Regions from separate parts of the Homo sapiens genome. Here region 1 is linked to region 2. Evidence: read pairs that join two places in POLR2A ChIA-PET (ENCODE). Cell type or tissue: GM12878. All regions are shown on one strand.

The links. ChIA-PET counts read pairs that join two places held together with the same protein. Peaks named below come from ENCODE experiments on the same cell type or tissue, not always from the same donor. Only the 100,000 strongest peaks of a DNase experiment are listed, where the experiment ranks them.
Region 1: POLR2A ChIA-PET joins it to region 2 with 5 read pairs; 3 of 35 experiments call an interaction of 5 or more read pairs at or near these places.

The regions. Positions count from the first base shown.
Region 1 is chr9:112,323,902-112,328,901 of GRCh38, forward strand. All of the region lies in intron 1 of PTBP3 (polypyrimidine tract binding protein 3), which reads right to left. Among named protein-coding and RNA genes, the nearest start is that of PTBP3, 7.2 kb to the right of the region's middle. RefSeq lists an enhancer at 382-907. In GM12878, no CTCF peak of the experiment used is centred here; no DNase peak of the experiment used is centred here; H3K4me3 peaks cover 1,268 bases; H3K27ac peaks cover 305 bases.
Region 2 is chr9:111,963,255-111,968,254 of GRCh38, forward strand. No RefSeq gene overlaps it. Among named protein-coding and RNA genes, the nearest start is that of MIR4668, 34 kb to the left of the region's middle. In GM12878, no CTCF peak of the experiment used is centred here; a DNase peak (open chromatin) is centred at 2,457; H3K27ac peaks cover 866 bases.

The sequences.
Region 1 (5,000 bases), 360 kb after region 2:
CCACAGAACCAGGAAGCTCTGAGAAAACCAACCAGGATAAACACTAAAAAATCCATACCTTGGCATATCATTCAAACTGAAGAAAACAAAAGAGAAAATCAAGAAAGAAACCAGAAGAAAAAACACCGTACCTATGGAGGTACAGGGACAAGAATTACAGAGGTTTCTTTCTCATCAGAAACCATACAAGCAAAAAGAAAGTGAAGTGAAATATTTAAAGAGTTTTTTTAAAAAAAGGAAAAGAAAAAAAAAGACAACCTAGAATTCTGTATGCAGAGAAAAAGCATCCTCGGAGTAAAGCAGAAACACAAAACCAAGAGAATTCATGTCAATGGACCTGCGAAAAGTTTTTTAAAAGTTCTTTAAGGGGAAGGAAAACATTATAAACTTAGTAAATGTATATGCTACAATGTATACAGCAACCACTAAAAAAAAAGTTAAAGGAAATATAATTAATATGTATGTTGAGGGCCTGGTGCAGTGGCTCACATCTGAAATCCCAGCACTTTGGGAGCCCGAGTCTGGTGGATCAGTTGAGGTCAGAAGTTCAAGATCAGCCTGGCTAACATGGTGAAACTCTGTCTCTACTAAATACAAAATTAGCCAGGCATGGTGCTGCACACCTGTAGTCCCAGTTAGTTGGGTGCCTGAGGCACGAGAATCGCTTGAACCTGGGAGACAGAAGTTGCAGTGAGCCAAGATCGCACCACTGCACTCCAGCCTGGGTGACAGAGCGAGACTACCTCTTTTTTTTTTTTTTAAAAAAAAACAACTTTAAAAGAATAGACAAAAGACTTAACATTCACAAAAGAAGATAAGTGAATGCCTATTAAGCACATAAAAAACTCACCACCACCAATCACTGGATCAATAACAAAATTAAAATGAGGAAATACTAGTCCACAAGAATACCTAAAATTAAAAACTGACAACACCCAGCGTGTTGTCAGTTTGGCTGACACATGAGGCAAATGAACTCTAATATAAAGCTGATCAGAGTGTAAGGTGGTACAGCACTTTGAAAAACAGTTGAACAATTTCTTATAAAGTTAAACATCTACATATCCTATCACCCAGCAATTCTGCTCCTAGTCATGGATTGAATGAAACATACATATACCCAAAGACTTACACATAAATGTTCGTGGTAGCTTTATTCATAATAGCCCCAAACTGAAAAGTGCCCAAATGTCCATCAACATGAGAATCAATTTTTAAATACTGTTATATATTTGATAAGAGTCAAGAGACGGCAAAATGCCTAGGCAAAGAGGGAAGGGTCCCCGGAGAACCTTCGACCTGCCCAGGTCATCATGCACAGGAGGCTTGCCTAAATACGCCCACAGTGAAAAATTCCATCACTTAACATATGTGCAGTAAGGGAAATAAATCAACGTGGAGCGGCTCAGACTAAGGGCCCGTCTGCACACTGGGGGAAGGGGGTGGAGCCACCAGGAATTCACGCCTTAGGCTAGGGAGTGTGGTGGCCTGGTATTCAACCTGAGGTGGAAGCCAGCTGGCGGGACCCCTCTCTTTGCTGAGAGCTCCCCTTTCGCTTAATAAATTCCACTCTCCTCACCCTTCAATGTGTCCATATGCCTAATTTCTCCTGGTTGTGAGACAAGAACCTGGATTTAGTTGAACTAAGAAGCAAAAACCCCTGCATTATATTCACATAGTGGAATTCTCACAGAAATTAAAAAAAAAAAAAGGAACTACTGATATATGCAAGAACAAAGATGAATCTCAAAACCATTTTGCTGAGTAAAAGAAATCAGACATCAAAGAGCTTTTATGCTCTATGATTCCATTTATATGAGGTTCAAAAACAGGTAAAACTGGACAAGCACGGTGGCTCATGCCTGTAACCCCAGTACTTCGGGTGGCCGAGGCAAGCAGATGGCTTGAGCCCAGGAGACCAGCCTGGCCAACATGGCGAAACCTAGTCTCTACAAAAAACACAAAAATTAGCCCGGAGCGGTGGAGCGCACCTGTAGTACCAGCTACTCAGGAGGCCGAGGCAGGAGGATCACCTGAGCCCAGGAAGTTGAGACTGAGGTAAGCCTTGATCACACCACTGCACTCCAGCCTGAGCTACACAGTGAGACCCTGTCTCAAACAAACAAAACAGGTAAAACTAATCTCTGGTGATAGAAATCAGAAGAGCTGCCTAAACTGGGTCTGGAAAGAGGCAACAGGGAACTTTCTAGACTGCGTGTTCTATTATCTTGAATGAGGTATACAGGAAACACTAGTGGATACAAGTGTCAAATTTTACTGAATTGTACCCTTAAGACATGTGCATTTCATTCTATGTAAATTACAGCTCAGTTTAAAAGGAAAAGGATTGCAGCAAATGCCTTCTACATTTCCTATAGCTCAAGCACAGCAGCAGGCAAACGTTTTCTGTAAAGGGCCAGAGAGTAAGTATTTTAGGCTTTGCAGTCTCCACTACAACTACGACTGCCTTTGTAGTGTGAAAGGAGCTACGGACAATATGAATGAGCACAGCTGTGTTTCAGTAAAACTACAAAAACAGGTGGCAAGCCAAATGTGGCCCATAGCCATAGTTTGCCAACCCTTGGTCAAGCAAACAGAAAACTAATCCTCAAAATTAATTTAAATATGCTATATTGTTCTCTTCTATATACTGACAGGCATGATAATCACTAGAAGTCCTTCCCATATATGTGAGTTTTTCATACTCATCTACTCACTTAAAATAGGAAAACCCAGAAAAAGTCTAAAACATATTTGATATGTAAGACTGTCATTTTCTTAAAATCATACTCTAATCGCTACTACAGTATTTTGAAAAAATAACCAGGATTATGAGGAATATTCAAGTTTAAAATAAGCCAGCCAGTTAATAATTAAAGTATAAGCTGTACACACACAAAATGCTATGTTATCCACAGTCTGACACTTTGATTTATCTGGTATAATAAAGTTCTTAAAACATGTACAGTTATCACTCATTATCATCTAGTTGGTTCTTCATTTAAAAGAATTCAAAATTAAAGACAGCAATTATGCTTGGGTGTGGTGGCTCACACCTGTAATCCTAGCACTTTAGGAGGCTGAGGCAGGAGAATCACTTGAGGCCAGGGGTTCAACACCAGCCTGGACAACATGGTGAGGCCTTCGTCTCTACAAAAAAACTTAAACATTAGCTGGGTGTGGTCCTAGCTACTCAGGAGGCTGAGGTAGGAGGATCACTTGGGCCTTAGAGGTGGAGAATGCAGTGAGCCATGATTGTGCCACTGTACTCCAGCCCGGGCAATGACAGAGGTAGAGCCTGCCTTCAAAGAAAAAAAAAAAAATAGCAAATACGTCTCAGTTTCCCAATAAGCATTTCAAAATATAAAAATTACATGAAGAAGGCCGGGCACAGTGGCTCACGCCTGTAATCCCAGCACTTTGGGAGGCCGGGCAGATCACGAGGTTAGGAGTTCGAGACCAGCCTGGCCAATATGGTGAAACCGTTTCTACTAAAAATACAAAAAAAAATTAGCCGAGCATGGTGGCGTGTGCCTGTAGCCCAGCTACTCAGGACGCTGAGGCAGGAGAATCACTTGAACCCAGGAGGTGGAGATTGCAGTGAGCCGAGATTGCGCCACTGCACTCCAGCCTGGGGCAACAGAGGGAGACCACCGTCTCAAAAAAAGTACATGAAGAAATAGAACAAATTTTTCATGAAAGTAGTATTAGAAACTAATTTTCTTAATTTTGGCAAGGCTCAAAAAATTGTAACACCACAAATAACATCCAAGGTATACACTTAGGTATAACATGAGACAGCCCTAAGCTGCCTGAAAAATGTTACCTGTCTTCAAGAAAATTCCAATTTAAAAAATGAAATGATTTCTTTCTCACCATAGTATATGACTAATAGAGGAAAAAAAAAAAAACACTAGCAAAATGAGAAAGCTTAAGTTCCTGTATAAGTATTCTACCTAACTAGCCATGTGACAATTTGGCATTCATTCACTCATCAAGTATTTCTGAGAGCTTATTATGTGACAGACACTGGAAACACAGTAGTGAAGAAAATAGCAAAAATCCCTGCCCTCATGACACATTTTGGTGAATCACTTAATCTCTAAAAACAACTCAGTTTTCTTTCTCTAAAACGATGGATTTTATATTATACTACAGAGTATTTTCAATTCTTTTTTTAAAAGTCCATATTACTCTTCTGAATCCAGGGAAGCAACTTATGGAAGATAACCTGAAATCCACTCTTGCCACTGGCTGAAACCATTTGTTGTGTCATCATATTCAGATGGCATACAAGGGAAATTAAGTAACTGCTAGATTATCTTTCACACGATCTAGATGAATTATGAGCCTTACTGGCCTCTTAGTATTTACTTGGTAATTAAGATTCCTTGGATGGAATCCAAAAAGAACAATCTTAGAGAAATTTCTCCAGATAATGCATAATTTTACATTCCCAGATCTAAGCCTATAAAAATATAGATTGCTACTGAACCAACTAATAAGCTTATCTTCTCTTCAGAGTAGGATCTGACCTTTGTTTACAAAGTGCTTGCTAAAAGCAGGTAGTCAGAAAGCCAAATTTTGTATTCAAATATGGTTCCTGCATCTAACATTTAAATCTTCTTTCACTTATGAAGACATATCTTTAGGGCAGGCACAGTGGCTCATGCCTGCAATCCCAGCACTTTGAGAGGCCAAGAGTTTGAGACCAGCCTGGGCAACACAGCAAAATCCCAGCTGGGCATGGTGGTGCACGCTTGTAGATTTACTAGCTACTTTGGAGGCTGAGGTGAAAGGATGGCTTGAGCTCAGGAGTTAGAGGCTGCAACGAACTATGATCATGCCACCACTGCACTCCAGCCTAGGTGACAGAGTTAAAAACAAACAAAAAACCATGAATGAACACCACTGTCAGGTCCAACAAATGCAAATAAAGTAGGAGCACTGAAATTTGCTAACAAGAAGAGATGATGAACACAGATGGACCCAAAGTGGTG
Region 2 (5,000 bases):
GGAATGCAAGGCCAGGCATGGTGGCTGATGTCTGTAATCCAGCACTTTGGGGGGCCAAGGCAGGCGGATCGCTTGAGCCTAGGAATTTGAGACCAGCCTGGGCAACATGGCAAAACCCCATCTCTACAAAAAACACAAAAATTAGCCAGGCATGGTGGCACGTGCTGGCAGTCCCAGCTACTCAGGAGGCTGAGGCATGAGAATAACCTGAGCCCAGAGAGATGGAGGCTGCCGTGAGCAGTGATCGTACCACTGCACCCCAGTCTGGGCAACAGAGTGACACCCTGTCTCAAAAAACAAAACAAAACAAGCCGGGCGCGGTGGCTCACGCCTGTAATCCCAGCACTCTGGGAGGCCGAGATGGGTGGATCATGAAGTCAGGAGTTCAAGACCAAGCCTGGTCAACATGGTGAAACCCTGTCTTGACTGAAAATATAAAAAATTAGCCAGGTATGATAGCGGGTGCCTGTAATAACAGCTACTCAGGAGGCCGAGGCAGGAGAATCGCTTGAACCTGGGAGGCAGAGTTTGCAGTGAGTGGAGATTGCACTATTGCACTCCAGCCTGGGCGACAGTGCGAGACTCCATCTCAAAAAAAAAAACAAAAACAAAAACAAAAAAACCAAATAAACAAAAAACAGAAGGAAGGCAGTCCTGTTGACTCCTTGATTTTAACCTAGTGAGGCCCATTTTAGACTTCTGACCTCCAGAATTGTAGATCACACATTTGTATTGTTAAGCTACCAAGTTTGTGGTGATTTGATACAGCAGCAGTAGAAAACTCATACACAAACCCATTCCTGATCTCCTTCTCCCTTGCTGTCTTCCACTCTAGAAGCTGGAGAACCTAATGCTTGCTGTGTCAGCAGGTCTGTGCTTTCCGAGTCCACATGATGGTCACCCAGATACCACTTTCACCAACATATGGTGTGCTGGAGATCCAGAGGACCTTGACTATGGAAGAAAGTGCTTTGGCTGTCAAGACACACCCAGTGGCAGAGGAGAAGATAATGCTTCTCCTCTATAGTGTTGTGCTCAGCTGCAGCCACATCTAGTGTGGGAAATTTCTGCCACACAGCTCTATCTGTAGGTGACACATGGACACAGCCTCTTCCCAAGGTGTCTTCGTATAGGGCTAGAGTGCTACATGCGGAGATATTTCTAAACATAGTCACACATTTTACCTGTAACTCCCTTTCCCTACCATCTCAGTGTCCTAGCCCCTGAGAGCAGAAGTCCCATCGTATCCCAATTCTAAGATCCACCACGTTTTCTAGCTCAAAATTAGTGTTTCTGCTGGGTGCGGTGGCTCACGCCTGTAATCCCAGCACTTTGGGAGGCTGAGGCGGGTGGATCACCTGAGGTCAGGAATTCGAGACCAGCCTGACTAACATGGTGAAACCCCATCTCTACCAAAATTACAAAATTAGCAGGGCGTGGTGGCACATGCCTGCAATCCCAGCTACTTGGGTAACTGAGGCAGGAGAATTGCTTGAACTTGGGAGGTGGAGGTTGCAGTGAGCCGAGATTGTGCCATTGCACTCCAACTTGGGCAGCAAGAGTGAAACTCCCTCTCAAAAATAAATAAATAAATAAAAATACATTAGTGTTGTTTTCAGAGGAAAAAAACCCACCTTATTACAGCAAAAGTGCATTTTTGTTTCCTAATCCCCATAAAGAAATTAACCCCTCAGTACCTCAAGCCATAGTTTCTTTCTCTTATGATTCTTATGCATTTAACTTCCTTTTTTGATCAGTATTGCTTCTCTACCTTTCCTCTCACAACCACCATAAAGCTGTCGGCAAAGCAAAGCGAGGAGTTTGCCACAGGCTCTGGTTTTATGTGTATGAAAATTTCAGTGGAGTGTGGACTGTTTATGTACTTCCATATCATTCTTTACTTCCCTCCAGCTAGGAGTGTAGTGGCGTGATCTCGGCTCACCACAACCTCTGCCTTGCAGGTTCAATCTATTCTCCTGCCCCAGCCTCCCGAGTAGCTGGGATTAGAGGCATGCACCATCATGCCCGGCTACTTTTTGTATTTTTAGCAGAGACGGAGTTTCACTATGTTGGCGAGGCTGGTCTCGAACTCCTGACCTCATGATCCGCCCACCTCGGCCTCCCAAAGTGCTGGGATTACAGGCATGAGCCACCGCGCCTGGCCAAGACTGCATTTCTTGTCCACCAGGACAGTACTTGTGTTGTTCTTCCTTTTAGCCTTACTATATGCCCTCTGTATCTCTGGCCTAAGGTGATTGATTTCCATCCACCATAAATATTCCCTTGAAGGGTTCTGTTCTCTTCCATCTCTGTGTTCCATTCTTAAGTTTCATGCCTCAGAGTCTCAGCAACTGAGGTCACTCAGTTTCTTACTCATGCTCTGAACTTAGGTACACACTCTTTGTTACTCATTAATATGTTCTAGGTGCCATGGGGAAATCCAAGATGCTTCATGTGACAGGAATCCTGCCTTGTGGTTCACAGTCCAGTTGAGAGATGATTATTTAACCACTAGGAGAAAAAGAAGTAGTGCCTGCTCAAAGAAAGGGATTGATAAAATGCAATGGGTGGTCAGAGGGGGACAGAGGGCACTTCTAATTTAAAGACAGACCTCAAGGAGGAGGGACTTCTAAGCCAGACCCGGAGAAGTATAAACAACTTAAAGGTGGCCGGGCGTGGTGGCTCACGCTGTAATCCCAGCACTTTGGGAGGTGGAGGGGGGCGGATCACTTGAGGTCAGGAGTTTGAGACCATCCTGGCCAACAATGGTGAAACCCCGTCTCTACTAAAAATACAAAAATTAGCTGGGTGTGGTGGCACGTGCCTGTAATCCCAGCTACTCAGGAGGCTGAGGCAGGAGAATAGCTTGAACCAGGGAGTCAAAGGTTGAGGTGAGCCGAGATCGCGCCACTGCACTCCAGCCTGGTGACAGAACAAGACTCTGTCTCAAAAAAAAAAAAAAGAAAGAAAGAAAATTAGCCAGCATGGTTGTGCGCACCTGTAATCCCAGCTACTCAGTTGGTTGAGCCAGGAGAATTGCTTGAACCCGGGAGGCAGAGGTTGTAGTGAACCGAGATCGCACCACCGCACTCCCGCCTGGGTGACAGAGCGAGACTCGTCTCAAAACAACAAACAAAAAACTTAAAGATATGAAGAAAGGGGTGGGTGTCATTGCAGGCAGAGGAGACTGTCATGTGTATGAAACGTGCAGAGGTGTGATAAGGCTGGTGTGTCCATGGAGAAGAATGAAGTTCAGCTTGAACAGGCACAGGCTGGTGTGCAGGGGTGGTGGTGGCGGGAACACCTTGATCTTGGACTGCCAGACTGGGCGACATAGTGAGACCCCATCTCTACCAAAACATTTTTTAAACTGCCAGCAGCAGCTGGATGTGGTAGCTCAAGCCTGAAATCCCAGCACTTTGGGAGGCCGGGGTGGGTGGATCACTTGGGGTCAGGAGTTCAAGACCAGCCTGGCCAACATGATGAAACCCCATCTCTACTAAAAATACAAAAAATAGCTGGGTGTGGTGGCTCATGCCTGTAGCCCCAGCTACTGGGAGGCTGAGGCAGGAGAATCACTTGGACCCAGGAGGCAGAGGTTGCAGTGAGCCAGGATCGTGCCACTGCACTCCAGCCTGGGCAACTGGCAATACTCCATCTCAAACAAACAAACAAAAAAACTGCCAGCAGCTTGATCTTGGCATCACTTATCACCACTGATGGGCAACACAGAGCTGAGAAAATGGCAGTGGAGCTGAGAAAATGGCAGTGGAGCCAAGAATAAAGGCAAGAGTAAGGCTCAGAAGGAAGGGGAGGTAGGGAGCTCCCCAAGGTCTTGCAACACAGCCTGGCTATGAGTGAGTCCCCCTCCCTCCCCCAGCAGATCCTGCAGAGAAGACATCATCTCTTTCCTGGTGACAGTGCCTATCTTCCAGGACACAGCTGCCTCTTCAAAGCTAAGGCAAATCTTGTGCTGGAACCAAAGCCCCATCTGTTGGACTCCTCTACCCAGACCATTTGCCAAAATGATGGAATAGGGCCAGGCCTGCCAAGAGGTCCTCAGAGGGTATCTAGGTGAAGCCCCTCTCTCTACCAAAGAGGGAAGTTAGGCCTATGGATAGGGAGGGATTTGCCCAAGGTCATTTATCTAGCAAGTAGCTGCAGTAAAACTTGATGCCAGCCCTTCTTACACAAGATGTAGGTTAAGAGAGCATTAGCCTTAAGCCAGACTACACGGGTCCAAATCCTGGCTGCTTCTGTGTCGGCTGAGAGGTTTGACCAACTTCGTTAAACTCTTTCAGATTCAGCTGCCCTTTTACTTTTTAATCTTTATTTTATTTTGTTTGTTTGTTTGTTTGTTTTTTGAGACAGGGTCTTGCTCTGTCACCCAGGCTGGAATGCAATGGCACGACCATGGCTGACTGCAGCCTTGACCCCCTGGGCTCAAGTAATCCTCCTACCTCAGCCTCCAGAGTAGCTAGGACTACAGGCACATGCCACCATGCCCGACTAATTTTTAAAAAATTTTGGTAGAGATGGGGTCTCACTATGTTGCCCAGTCTGGTCTTGAACTCCTGGGCTCAAGTGATCCTCCAGCCTCAACCTCCCAAAGCACTGTTTCCCAATTAAATGAAATAATAAATGAAAATCACTTAACATAATGACTGCATATAATAAGGGCTCAACACGTTAGTGAAAAAAAATGCCTGATTACTTTTCTCTACCTTCTGCAATAAAGACCTCCCAGTCCCAGTTCTTTCCCCTAGAACAAACTACTAAGTAGATATTAGATTTCCCTAGAGCTGGTCATAGGTATCACTCCTTTGGTTTTGCTCAAAGCAGAGAGCATTCTTGTTTGATACCATTATTAACACTAGGTGGGTATCTTTTTTTTTTTTTTTGAGACGGAGTCTCACTCTGTCACCTAGGCTGGAGTGCAGTGGTACTGTATCAGCTCACTGTAACCTCTGTCTCCTGGGTTCAAGCAGTTCTCCTGCCTC